Regions from separate parts of the Homo sapiens genome. Here region 2 is linked to region 1. The links are chromatin loops, found by intact Hi-C in ENCODE. Cell type or tissue: lower lobe of right lung. All regions are shown on one strand. Each heading gives the region's core, and the rest is flanking DNA. Links, peaks and the distances in the headings are about the cores only. Region 1 overlaps KIAA1671. Region 2 overlaps KIAA1671.

Region 1 (6,213 bases), core at 751-5,750:
TCTGTGTCTGTGTGTGAGCAAGATGGTTGTCCCAGAGAACAGGCATAGCATGTGCAAAGGCCCTGAGGAGGCATTTGGAGGGCTTCAAAGAGGTACAATGTCCAAATACCGCTAATGTAGCTACCAAGTGAAGCACATCACTTGGTAGCAGCTACCAAGTGAAGCACATCACTTGGTAGCAGCTACCAAGTGAGTCAGCACCTCGAATGCTCAGTAGCTACCTCCTCTAAGTCAAGTGAGTTATGCAGGACCACCAGTTCCAATTCTAGGCAATCAGTCCTATTTGCCCCCACATCCTGCATTTAAAAAGTGACATTTGTTACCCAGTTGTAATTGCTTGTGTGTGTATGTGTGTTTCTTACAGAAGACTGTGAGTTGCATGGTTGCAGGGGATGTTTCATGCTCATCTTTGTACACACCGTAGGTGCTTAATAAATGTATCAGAGAACAGGGAAGATTTTTATTGAGCACGTACTGTGGGCTCAGCACTATTTATGCACACGTACATATAAGGCTACAAAATCGAAAAGCCAAAAGGAGCATACGTTTTACAAGCTGGAGTAGATGCCAGCGGATGCATTTGGAGCTTGAAAGCTTTTGTGCCGTCTGTTCCCATACTGCCAGAACTCCGGAACTGAGGCTGTCATCCTGTGTCTCCTTAGACCTGCTGAAACTCAGCCTGCTGGGACGAGTCTTCTTTCCCCCTTCTTGTTTCTGCCATGGAAGTGTGTGGACAGCCCCATTCATGATGACATGTGACACTACTGGCTTTTCCCGGCAGTCACACCCCCTGACCCAGGGCCTGCCAGCTTGGGTAAGTGGGGCCCATGCTTGACCCAAGCTTGAGGGCTGGAGTGTCCAAGGGCATGGAGAGTGCCTGTGAGTTCTGCCAGAGAATTTTCTCTCTGTCCTTTGAATCCTGTCATTGTTCTGTGTCTCATGTCCTGGCTATTACATATGTATCCTCAATCAGGGTTTCCAGAGGTCACAGCTGCTCTCCCAAAAGGCCAATGGCCCTGATTCTGGGTGGGATTCTGGAGCCTTAGAACTCTGGTTGGGATCTTTGTGTATGGAAATTCTCCAATTCTCAGATTCTTCATATCTGTCCCTCCATTCTACCTCTAACCGTGTCTAGACAGTGTTCTCCAGTTTGGGGAGATGGAATCTGTTAGCACCATCGAGCGTGTAAGGAAGAGAAAATATCAAAATCTGTCTGCCTTTCTTTCCTGGAGGCTGCTGAGTGAGTCAGAGCCGGGGGAGCAGTGTGGGGCCCCAAGGAAGGGAAGTGGAGAGGCTTGTGTTTAACTAAAATACCTTCTACTTTTTTAGTCCATCTAGGTGGGGGCTGGCTGGGGGCAGTTTCACAGGGAAGAAAACACTGGCATGAAGAGAGCCTGGGGGATCGAGAACAGCAACTTACCTGGCACTTTTTAAGACCAGAAAGGAATAAAAAATAATTTTTAAAAAGACAGAGCTGAGGCTGGGTGTGGTGGCTCAAGCCTGTAATCTCAGCACTTTGGGAGGCTGAGGTGGGCGGATCCCCTGAGGTCAGGAGTTCGAGACCAGCCTGGCCAACATGGAGAAACCCCACCTCTACTAAAACCACAAAATTACCTGGGCGTGGTGGCACATGCCTGTAATCCCAGCTACTCCGGAAGCTGAGGCAGGAGAATGGCTTGAACCTGGGAGGCAGAAGTTGCTGTGAGCCAAGGTCGCGCCATTGCACTCCAGCCTGGGCAGCAAGAGTGAAACTTGGTCTCAAAAAAAAAAAAAGACAGAGCTAAGTGGGTGGTGGACTTGAGGTTAGGTTTCAGCTGGGTGATCGTAGGCAAGTCTGGCGACCTCTCTGGGCCCTTTCCCTTCATCTCCATGAGGGAGATAACGATCATTCCTTCATTCTTGACTTTTGGAGTTGCTGGAGGGTTAATGAGAGAGGAGGTCCCCTGCTTTGCGAAAACAGATCTCATAGCAGGGTGAACAAGAGGCTTATGCCCCAAGCTACTACAAAATGGGGTCTCCTAATTGTACCCACTAAATAGGGTTGTGAGGAGGATGAGATGTATAAAACACAAGAAGCATGTGGCATAGCTCGAGATCTCACTCATGGGAAGACCTCACTGTTGGGCGTTTCTCTTTCTATTAAGAGTATGAAGGCAGTCAGCATAATATGCGTGTTCAACAGAAAAGAACCACAAAGCAAACAAATAATGAAAGCAGGTTGAGTGAGAAAAATGAGAATGGCTTCTTTTTATGGCATCTGGAAGGGTGGGGGAGGGGAAAGAAAAGGGACAAAGGGATGATTGGGTGGGGTTGGTGCCTAGGGCATGGGTTCCAAGGTCACTAACCAGCTTTGTGCTCCCAGGCACTCCTGAGCTGCATTGCTGTGTGACCTGCAGCAGGTTACTTGCCTTCTCTGTGCTAGATGCTTAGCACACACTTGTGATTAGGATCACCTGGGATGTGGGCAGGCTCTGCAGTGGGAAAACAGGGTAACAGGAGTGAGGGAATGTGAGGACGCTCCCACTGAGGCCTATTCAGGGAGGAGCATGTGTGGTGTGAATTTGGTGTCAAACCTGGTTTTAAGTCCTGACTTCGCCTCTTGCTTCCTGGGTGACTCCAGTTACTTGGCCTCTCTGAGCTGGTTTCCTTATCTGTGTAGCAGAGATCACTGCTTTTTGCCATTAAGTGCTGGCCTCTAGATTAGCTGTCAGGGGAAAGTCCTCCAGAGTGTTGATGCCTTTTCTACACCCTTGGAGCTGGAACGAACTTCAGGGATGGGCGTTTAGTCCACTCCCCTCGTCCAGAGCTCAGAGACGGGGAGAGGCAGGCCCAAGCCTGCCGGGTGAGGTCAGCAGAGGGCTGTCGTATGGAATCTGGGGCTCAGGACTCTGTCCCATTTCTCTAAACCATTCTGCTTCAACCCAGACACTGACTGTTTTCCAAATTTACTTGTTTGTTTGTTTTGTTTGTTTAGCAATTGCTTCTCCATTCTTGAAGTTCCTAACCCCCATGAATCCACAACCATAACCATGGCCACGCGGGTCGAGGTGGGCTCCATAACGCCCTTGACGGCCGTGCCAGGCCTGGGTGAGATGGGCAAGGAGGAGACCCTGACGAGGACCTACTTCCTCCAGGCCGGCGAAGCCTCTGGGGCTCCCCCAGCCCGGATCTTGGAAGCGAAGAGCCCCCTGCGGAGCCCGGCCCGGTTACTCCCTCTGCCAAGGCTCGCCCCCAAACCCTTCTCGAAGGAGCAGGACGTGAAATCTCCTGTCCCGTCTCTGCGGCCCAGTTCGACTGGACCTTCCCCCTCTGGGGGGCTCTCTGAGGAGCCAGCAGCAAAGGATCTGGACAACAGGATGCCCGGCTTGGTGGGGCAGGAGGTGGGCAGTGGGGAGGGCCCGAGGACGAGCTCGCCCCTCTTCAACAAGGCTGTGTTCCTGCGGCCCAGCTCCAGCACCATGATTCTCTTCGAAACCACCAAAAGCGGCCCCGCTCTGGGGAAGGCGGTTAGTGAGGGGGCGGAGGAGGCCAAGCTAGGTGTGTCCGGCTCCCGGCCTGAGGTGGCTGCCAAGCCCGCCCTGCCCACCCAGAAGCCTGCGGGGACCCTTCCCCGGTCAGCTCCCCTGTCTCAGGACACAAAACCACCTGTACCCCAAGAGGAGGCAGGCCAAGACCATCCTCCCTCAAAGGCCAGCAGTGTGGAGGACACGGCACGCCCCCTTGTGGAGCCCAGGCCTCGCCTGAAGAGAAGGCCCGTGTCTGCCATTTTCACGGAGTCCATTCAGCCTCAGAAGCCAGGCCCCGGCGCAGCGGCCACAGTGGGCAAAGTGCCACCCACCCCTCCCGAGAAGACGTGGGTGAGGAAGCCCAGGCCCTTGTCCATGGACCTCACGGCCCGGTTTGAGAACAAAGAGGCCTTGCTGAGGAAGGTGGCCGATGAAGGAAGTGGACCCACAGCAGGGGATATGGCTGGGCTAGAGAGGCCCAGAGCAGCGTCCAAGCTGGACAGGGACTGTTTGGTCAAGGCGGAGGCTCCTCTTCATGATCCTGATTTGGACTTCCTGGAGGTGGCCAAGAAAATCCGTGAACGGAAGGAGAAGATGCTTTCGAAGCCGGAGATGGGCAGCCCCAGAGCCCTGGTGGGGGGCTCATCTGGGGTCACCCCCAGCAATGACCAGAGTCCCTGGGAAGAAAAGGCCAAGCTGGACCCAGAGCCAGAGAAGGCTGCTGAGTCCCCCTCACCCAGGCTGGGAAGGGGCCTAGAACTTGCTGAGGTTAAGAGCAGAGTGGCGGATGGGGAGGCCGCGGCAGGGGGAGAGTGGGCCTCCAGGAGGAGTGTCAGGAAGTGCATCAGCCTGTTTCGGGAGGACAGCACCTTGGCCTTGGCAGTGGGGTCTGAATCTCCCCTGGCCACCCCTGCGTCCCCATCGGCGGCACCAGAGCCGGAGAAAGGGGTTGTGAGCGTTCAGGAACGGATCAGAGGCTGGACTGCCGAGAGCTCAGAGGCTAAGCCCGAGGTCAGGAGGAGGACGTTCCAGGCTCGGCCGCTGTCGGCGGATTTGACCAAATTGTAAGTAGGCACATCCCACACCCCTCTCTCAGCCGCCCACCCACACACCCTGAGGAAGACGGAACCAGGCTCCATGCTGGGCACTTGTCACCCCCCCTCAGTTTACCCATAGCCCAAGAGGAGGTAGTGGCAGTGTCCATTTCTCAGATGAGAAAGGTGAGGTGCGGAGAGGCAGTGCAGCTCTCCTCTGGGTATGGCCAGCCGGGGGGCCCGGAGCCCAATTTTCATGGCTTTTCTCAGCTTCAGATGTAGTGTGTGAGTGAAGTGGGCGGTATGTGCCCATTTCATGGAGGCAGGGCAGAAGGGTGAAATACTGTGGGGAGGTGGGAGCTGGATGGCATTCCAGCTCAGCCTGTCTCCATAGCTAAGCCTTTCTTCCCTGAAGTCAGAGAGAGAACGCTTAAGATTGGGCCTAAGCCTTTATGAGTGGCCCAAAAAATAAACTCAGAGGAGTCAAGGTAACTTGGGCTAGTCAGTTGGTTAATACTGATATTCTACGTCATTTGGTTAATAATGATATTCTAAGTCAGTTCGTTAATACTGATACTCTTAAGTCAGTTGGTTAATAATGATACTCTAAGTCAGTTGGTTAATACCGATGTTGTCAATCAGTTGGTTAATACCGATGTTCTAAGTCAGCTGGTTAATACCGATGTTCTAAGTCATTTGGTTAATAATGATGTTCTAAGTCAGTTGGTTAATAATGATGTTCTAGGCCGGGCGCGGTGGCTCATGCCTGTAATCCCAGCACTTCGGGAGGCCGAGGCGGGTGGATCACAAGGTCAGGAGTTTGAGACCAGCCTGGCCAACATGGTAAAACTCTGTCTCTACTAAAAATACAAAAATTAGCCAGGCGTGGTGGCAGGCGCCTGTAGTCCCAGCTACTCAGGAGGCTGAGGCAGGAGAATCGCTTGAACTCGGGAGGCAGAGGTTGCAGTGAGCCGAGATCACACCACTCCACTCCAGCCTGGACAACAGAGCAAGACTCCGTCTCAAAAAAAAAACACCAAAAAACAAAAACAAAAAAGATATTCTTAGTCATTTGGTTAATACTGATGTTCTAAGTCAGTTGGTTAATACTGATGTTCTAAGTTAGTTAATAATGATATTCTAAGTCAGATGGCTAATAATGATATTCTAAGTCGGTTGGTTAATAATGATATTCTAAACTTGGCCCACTTCCGACATCTCTTCTTTGTTTTCCCACAAGTGGCCACAACAGAGAGATGCCACTCGGCATGATCGACTGGCTCTTAATGGCATGCATGCCACTGACATACTTTGTCCAGGGTGGAGCTTGCAAAGGCAGGATCTCTGGGCAGACTGCCCTCCCGGCCCTGGGAACCAGGACAGCCAGCCAAGCCAAAGCTAGACCACTGGCCCTCAGTACTTTAGAATAACCGGAAAAAATACCAGTGCCTGGGCCCCACCCCTAGAGATTCCGATTCACTTGGTCTGGGGAGGGTGTTCTATTTTGGTAGTTTTTATTTTATTTTTTATTTTTATTTATTTATTTATTTTTGTGACCCAGGCTGGAGTGCAGTGTTGCAATCTCGGCCCACTGCAACCTCCACCTCCCGGGTTCAAGTGATTCTCCTGCCTCAGCCTCCGCAGTAGCTGGGATTACAGGCACGCGCCACCAC
Region 2 (6,213 bases), core at 664-5,663, 70 kb before region 1:
CGACCTCTGCCTCCCGGGTTCAAGCAATTCTCCGGCCTCAGCCTCCAGAGTGGCTGGGATTACAGATGCCCGCCACTCTGCCCGGCTAATTTTTGTATTTTTAGTAGAGATAGGGTTTCACCATGTTGGCCAGGCTGATCCCAAACTCCTAACCTTAGGTGATCCTCCTGCCTCCGCCTCCCAAAGTGCTAGGATTACAGGCATGAGCCACTGCGCCTGGCCGGGGCTGTTTTTTATTGAAGGCTGACCTTGGCAGGAGAATGAAGGAGCCAGTTGTCTGGCTCTGAGCATTTCTCCTCACCAGGCTACATCTCTGACCAACTCAGAAACAGAGCCTCACAGGGATATTTTATATGTGCATTCATTCATTTATTTATCATTTGTTCCTTCAACAAATATTTCAAGACACTGTGTCAAAGATGAGGCTAGCAGCCACATCCTTAAGGGGATACTTTATGCCCTGAAAGTCTTTGTGAACATATGCATTTGTCTGGAAGGGGAGAACTATGATCATAGGAGGAGGGGCTGATGCCTTTGGCTATAAGGAGGGATGCGGGTCAGAGAGTTTAGTTTTCTCGACAGCCAGTGGGAAGAGGTTGGTGTTATGGGCTGCAGAAATGGAATAGCTTGTGCAGAAGCCTGGAGGTAGGTGAGTGCCTAGGGTGTTGACTGGGGCCAGGCCAGCCATGCTTAGTGGTTTGGACTTTATTCCTGGAGCGTGGGGCGCTGTGGATCACAGTGGAAGGGTCTCTGCAGGTGAGGGGCAGGGTCAGATGTGTGTTTTGGGAAGCTTGCCCTGGCTGGTGTGGGGAGGCTGGATGATCGGAGGGTCATGCCAGGAGGCTGGGGGCCAGTAAGCAGGCTGCTAGAAAAATCCAGGTGAGAGGCCAGGCGCGGTGGCTCACGCCTGTAATCCCAGCACTTTGGGAGGCCAAGGCAGGACGATCACGAGGTCAGGAGATCGAGACCATCCTGGCTAACATGGTGAAACCCCATCTCTACTAAAAATACAAAAAAATTAGCCAGGCATGGGGCAGGTGCCTGTTCTCCTGGCTACTTGGGAGGCTGAGGCAGGAGAATGGCATGAACCGGGGAGGCGGAGCTTGCAGTGAAGCAAGATCATGCCACTGCACTCCAGCCTGGGCGACAGAGTGAGACTCCGTCTCAAAAAAAAAAAAAAAAAAGAAAAGAAAAAAGAAAAATCCTGGTGAGAGACCGCGGTGCGCGGTGGACTGGACGTAGAGACCAATGGTGTTGGAGGGGTGTTCACTGACAACTTTGACATTGATCAGTGTTACATTTAGAGAGCCACTCACTTTGAAGATCCCTTCCTCAAGGTGGGTGTAACAGTCTACCTGGGGTAAGGAAACCCCTCAGAGGGAGTGGTATCAGTACTGAATTCAGTTTAGCAAACCTGCTTTAGAACCCTGTGCCTGTTCAGGGGTAGGTATAAAACATGCCAGTCCTCAAGGACTTCCTGTGGGGAGACATGGGGCACATTATTCCCATTTCACTGATGCAGGCCTCTGTGGCATTGTGAGGCGTTTGCCAGGCAGCAGTGGCAAAGCAGGAATTTGAACTCCCTTCCAACTTGCAACTAGTGAATATTTGGGTTCAGGTTAAGCCGTAGAGAAGCAACAGAGGAAGGTGGGTTTCAGTTGGGTGTGGAAGGGATAAATTGAAGGAGCCTTCCCGGAGGAGGCAGATAGAAGGGAGGGAGCCAGCCAGCCGGGCGTGGTGGCTCACGCCTGTAATCCCAGCACTTTGAGAGGCCGAGGCGGATGGATCACGAGATCAGGAGATCGAGACCATCCTGGCTAACACGGTGAAACCCCGTGTCTACTAAAAATACGAAAACAAAAAATTAGCCGGGCGTGGTGGCGGGTGCCTGTAGTCCCAGCTACCTGGGAGGCTGAGGCAGGAGAATGGCGTGAACTGGCGAGGCGGAGCTTACAGTGAGCCGAGATAGTGCCACTGCACTCCAGCCTGGGCGAGAGAGCGAGACTCTGTCTCAAAAAAAAAAAAAAAAAGAAGGGAGGGAGGGAATCAGCCAGAGATAGTCCAGGGCAAACCCTGGCCCTGCCTGCTCCTGGCTGTGGCCTTGGGCATGGTTATGGTTTTGAGACTCGACTTCCCTATCTGTAAAAAGGGCTCATGATAGGATACTCCCATTCTCAAAAGGTTCTTATGTGAGTTTACTGAAGCAGTGTATGGACAGTGCTAGGCCCCGTGTCTATGCTCTGTAAGGGGTGGTATGATTATTATCACTATAGCCTGTCATCAGGATAAGTTCCAGGTGGGTGGTGCTTTGCTCAACCTGGTGTGTGCCTGTGTGTGTTGGGGGGAGAGAGGGAGTGACCCACAGGTGATACTTGAGTCTTAAAGGATGAGTAGGAGGGAGGGCTGGGACATTCCAGGCAGAAGCAACAGCACTGGCAAAGGCATAGATCGCCTGGAGAACTGCATGCCAACTGATATACCCAGAATTCAGGATGTGCTGAATGAATAAAAGTTAGACCATGGGCAGCAAAAATTCCTTTTATACCCCAGACACTCCCTGAATTTCTAAACCTGAAGGCTTTGGCAGGTTTGGGACAGAGAGGAGGGCAGGAGCATCCCTGTCCAGGAGTTCACTCTCCTTCTTCCACTCACCCATCCAGATTATAGGAGTGTGAACCTAGATAAGCCATGTCCCCCCGGGACCTCAGTTTCTTCCTCTGTAAAATGGGAGGACTGGGGAGAATGTAGGTAAAGCACATAGTGCATCAGAGCTGCGCTGTTATGCCAGAATCTGGGCTAAGCTCTTTTGTTCCTTTTTTTTTTTTTTTTTTTTTTTGAGACGGAGTTTTGCTCTTATTGCCCATGCTGGAGTGCAATGGCAGGATCTCGGCTTACTGCAGCCTCCACCTCCTGGGTTCAAGTGATTCTCCTATCTCAGCCTCCCGAGTAGCTGGGATTACAGGCATGTGCCACCACGCCTGGCTAATTTTGTTATTTTTATTAGAGACAGGGTTTCTCCATGTTGGTCAGGCTGGTCTCGAACTCTCGACCTCATGTGATCCACCCACCTCGGCCTCCCAAAGTGCTGGGATTACAGGCACCCGGCCTTTTTTTTTTTTTTTTTTTTTAATATTTTACAACAAACCCAGGTGGTGCCTGTTTTTGAGACCCTCGACTTTACAGTTCATGAAACTGAGGCTTCAAGAGGTTATTGATGTGCTGCGAGGTCACGCAGCGGGAAAGTGGAAGAGCTGGGATTTGAACCCAAAGCTGTCTGCCTCAAAGCCATGCCCTTCCCACTTGCATGGCTCCCAACACAAGGAGGGGTGCTTCTGCCTAGTCTCACTACTCAAACTGCTGCCATTTAAGAAGAAGCTAAGGCCAAGCACAGTGGCTCCTGTCTGTAATCCCAGCGCTTTGGGAGGCTGAGATGGGAGTATTGCTTGAGCCCAGGAGTTTGAGACCAGCCTGGGCAACATAGCGAGACTGTCTCTGAAAAAACAATTTAAGACCGGGTGAGGTGGCTCACGCCTGTAATCTCAGCACTTTGGGAGGCTGAGGTGGGCGGATCACCTGAGGTCAGGAGTTCGAGAGCAGCCTGGCCAACATGGTGAAACCCCGTCTCTACTAAAAATACAAAAATCAGCCAGGCGTGGTGGTGGGGCACCTGTAATCCCAGCTACTCGGGAGGCTGAGGCAGGAGAATCCCTTGAACCCCGGAGGTGGAGGGTGTGGTGACCTGAGATCATGCCATTGCAATCCAGCCTGGGTGACAGAGCAAGACTCTGTCTCTTAAAAAAAAAAAAAAAAAGGTTAAAAATTAGTCTGGCGGTCAGGCACAGTGGCTCACACCTGTAATTCCAGCACTTTCGGAGGCAGAGGCAGGTGAATCACCTGAGGTCAGGAGTTCAAGATTAGCCTAGCCAACATGGAAAAACCCTCTCTCTACTGAAAATACAAAACAAAACAAAAAAATAGCCAGGTATGGTGGCACATGCCTGTAATCCCAGCTACTTGGGAGGCTGAGGCAGCAGACTGCTTGAACCTGGGAGGTGGAGGTTGCCCTGAGCCGAGATTGTGCCACTGCACTCCAGCCTGAACGATAGAACAAAACTTCGTATCAAAAAAAAAAAAAAAAAAGAAAAGAAAAGAAAAAAAATTAGCCTGGCAGTGTGTCAGGCTGTGTCCCATCTAATTCAGAGGCTGAGACAGGAGCATTGCTTGAGCTCAGGAGTTCGATGCTGCAGTGAGCTTTGATTGCACCACTGCACTTTAGCCTGAGACAGAGTGAGTCCTTGTCTCAAATAAATAAATACATAAATACATAAAAATTTAAAAAATTAAAATTAAAAATAAAAGGAAGCTGGTCAAGCACAGTGACTCAAACCTGTAATCTCAGCACTTTGGGAGTCAGAGGTGGGCGGATCACTTGAGGGCAGGAGTTTGAGACCAGCATGGCCAACATGGTGAAACCCCATCTCTACTAAAAAAAAATAAAAATAAAATTAAAAAAAATTAGCTAGGCGTGATGGCAGTTGCCTGTAATCCCAGCTATTCAGGAGGCTGAGGCATGAGAATCACTTGAACCTGGGAGGTGGAGTTTGCAGTGAGCTAGATGGTGCCACTGCACTCCAGCCTGGGCAACAGAGTGAGACTCTGTCTCAAAAAGTAAAAATAAAAGGAAGCTAACAAACAATCGAGGCACATACACACACACACACATATATATATTTTTTCCTTCAATGCAATGAATATTTTATTGAGCATCTTATGTGGGCAAGGCACTCTATTTGTGAAAAATTCAAAAGATCACCTGCCCTTAGGAATCCTCTGGTCAACTGTACGAGAAGAAGGAAGGGGGCAAGGTGAGACAAGTAAGCAAATAATTATGGACTTGACTTCTGGGCAGAAGCTATCACAGCTACATTTGTTAATTGCTCAGTTAAGTGACCTTTGAAATGTTCTATAGCCATGTCTCCATTAAGAATATGAAATACGGCCGGGCGCGGTGGCTCACGCCTGTAATCCCAGCACTTTGGGACCCCGAGGGAGGTGGATCATTTGAGGTCAGGAGTTCGAAACCAGCCTGGCCAACATGGTGAAACCCCGTCTCTACTAAAAATACAAAAATTAGCCAGGTGTGGTGGCGCCTGTGGTCCCAGCTACTCGTGGGGCTGAGGCGGGAGGATCACTTGTACCTGGGAGGGAGATTGCAGTGAATCGAGATCATACCACTGCACTGCAGCCTGGCGACAGAGTGAGACTCCGTCTCAAATAAATAAATAAATAAATAAATAAATAAATAAATAAAATAAAACAAATAATTTCACACGTGAATTAAAAATAGATTTAGGTACTTTCCCATTTCAGAATGTGTTGATTTACCTCATTATTTTTAAAAGCTGAATAAGGCCAGCTGTGGTGGCTCGGGCCTGTAATCCCAGCACTTTAGGCGGCCGGGCGGATCACTTGAGGTCAGGGGTTCAAGACCAGCCTGGTCAACATGGTGAAACCCCATCTCTACTAAAAATACAAAAATTAGCCAGGCATGGTGGCACGCGCCTGTAATCCCAGCTACTCGGGAGGCTGAGGCAGGAGAATTGCTTGAACCCAGGGAGGCGAGTGTTGCAGTGAGCTGAGATCGCGCCACTGCACTTTAGCCTGGGTGACAGGGCAAGACTCCGTCTCAAAAAAAAAAAAAAAAAAGAAAAAACTGAATAATTTCCAGTGCATGAGGTGCTATGAGCTTATTTAACCGATCCCCTGTTGATGGACATTGAGTTGTTTTTCAGGTTCTTTTTTTTTTTTTTTTTTTTTTGCTATGACCGAGTGCCGCAGTTAACATCCCTGTTGACATGTCTTTGCACATTTGTTGTAGTAGGCTGGAGGACAGATTTCCAGGATGTGGAACTTTAGGGAGGAAGGGTGTTTAGAACGTTGAAATGACCTGCCCAATTTCCCAGCAGAGTGGCTATACCTTTCACACTCTTACCACAGCTGTGCGAGAGACAGCCTCTTTGTATATTTCAGAGAGAAGGAACAGTGTTTGGCTGTCTCTTGTCTTTGGCCATAGGACATGGCCTCTGGCCTGAGGGAAGGTGAGAGTTCTTATAAGTGACAACATTTTGTTGCCCTTGGGGTTCTTTTTGTTGTTGTTGTTTTTGTTTTGAGACAGGGTCTTGCTCTTTCATCCAGGCTGGAATGCAGTGGTGC

What was found. A loop is a pair of places that touch in the nucleus more often than their neighbours do. Peaks named below come from ENCODE experiments on the same cell type or tissue, not always from the same donor. Only the 100,000 strongest peaks of a DNase experiment are listed, where the experiment ranks them.
Region 2: a loop joins it to region 1, with 5 times the contacts of the local background. A loop is called at or near these places in 43 of 110 quality-filtered maps.

The regions. Positions count from the first base shown.
Region 1 is chr22:25,024,971-25,031,183 of GRCh38, forward strand. KIAA1671 reads left to right here. Exons shown (of 13, transcript NM_001145206.2): 2 at 663-814; 3 at 2,975-4,570. The coding sequence starts at 3,030. Among named protein-coding and RNA genes, the nearest start is that of KIAA1671, 75 kb to the left of the region's middle. RefSeq lists an enhancer at 978-2,177. In lower lobe of right lung, for the core only: a CTCF peak has its summit at 3,711 (motif pointing left); DNase peaks (open chromatin) are centred at 3,447 and 3,770; H3K27ac peaks cover 2,581 bases.
Region 2 is chr22:24,954,859-24,961,071 of GRCh38, forward strand. The region is part of intron 1 of KIAA1671; the gene reads left to right. Among named protein-coding and RNA genes, the nearest start is that of KIAA1671, 5.2 kb to the left of the region's middle. RefSeq lists an enhancer at 3,530-4,029. In lower lobe of right lung, for the core only: no CTCF peak of the experiment used is centred there; no DNase peak of the experiment used is centred there.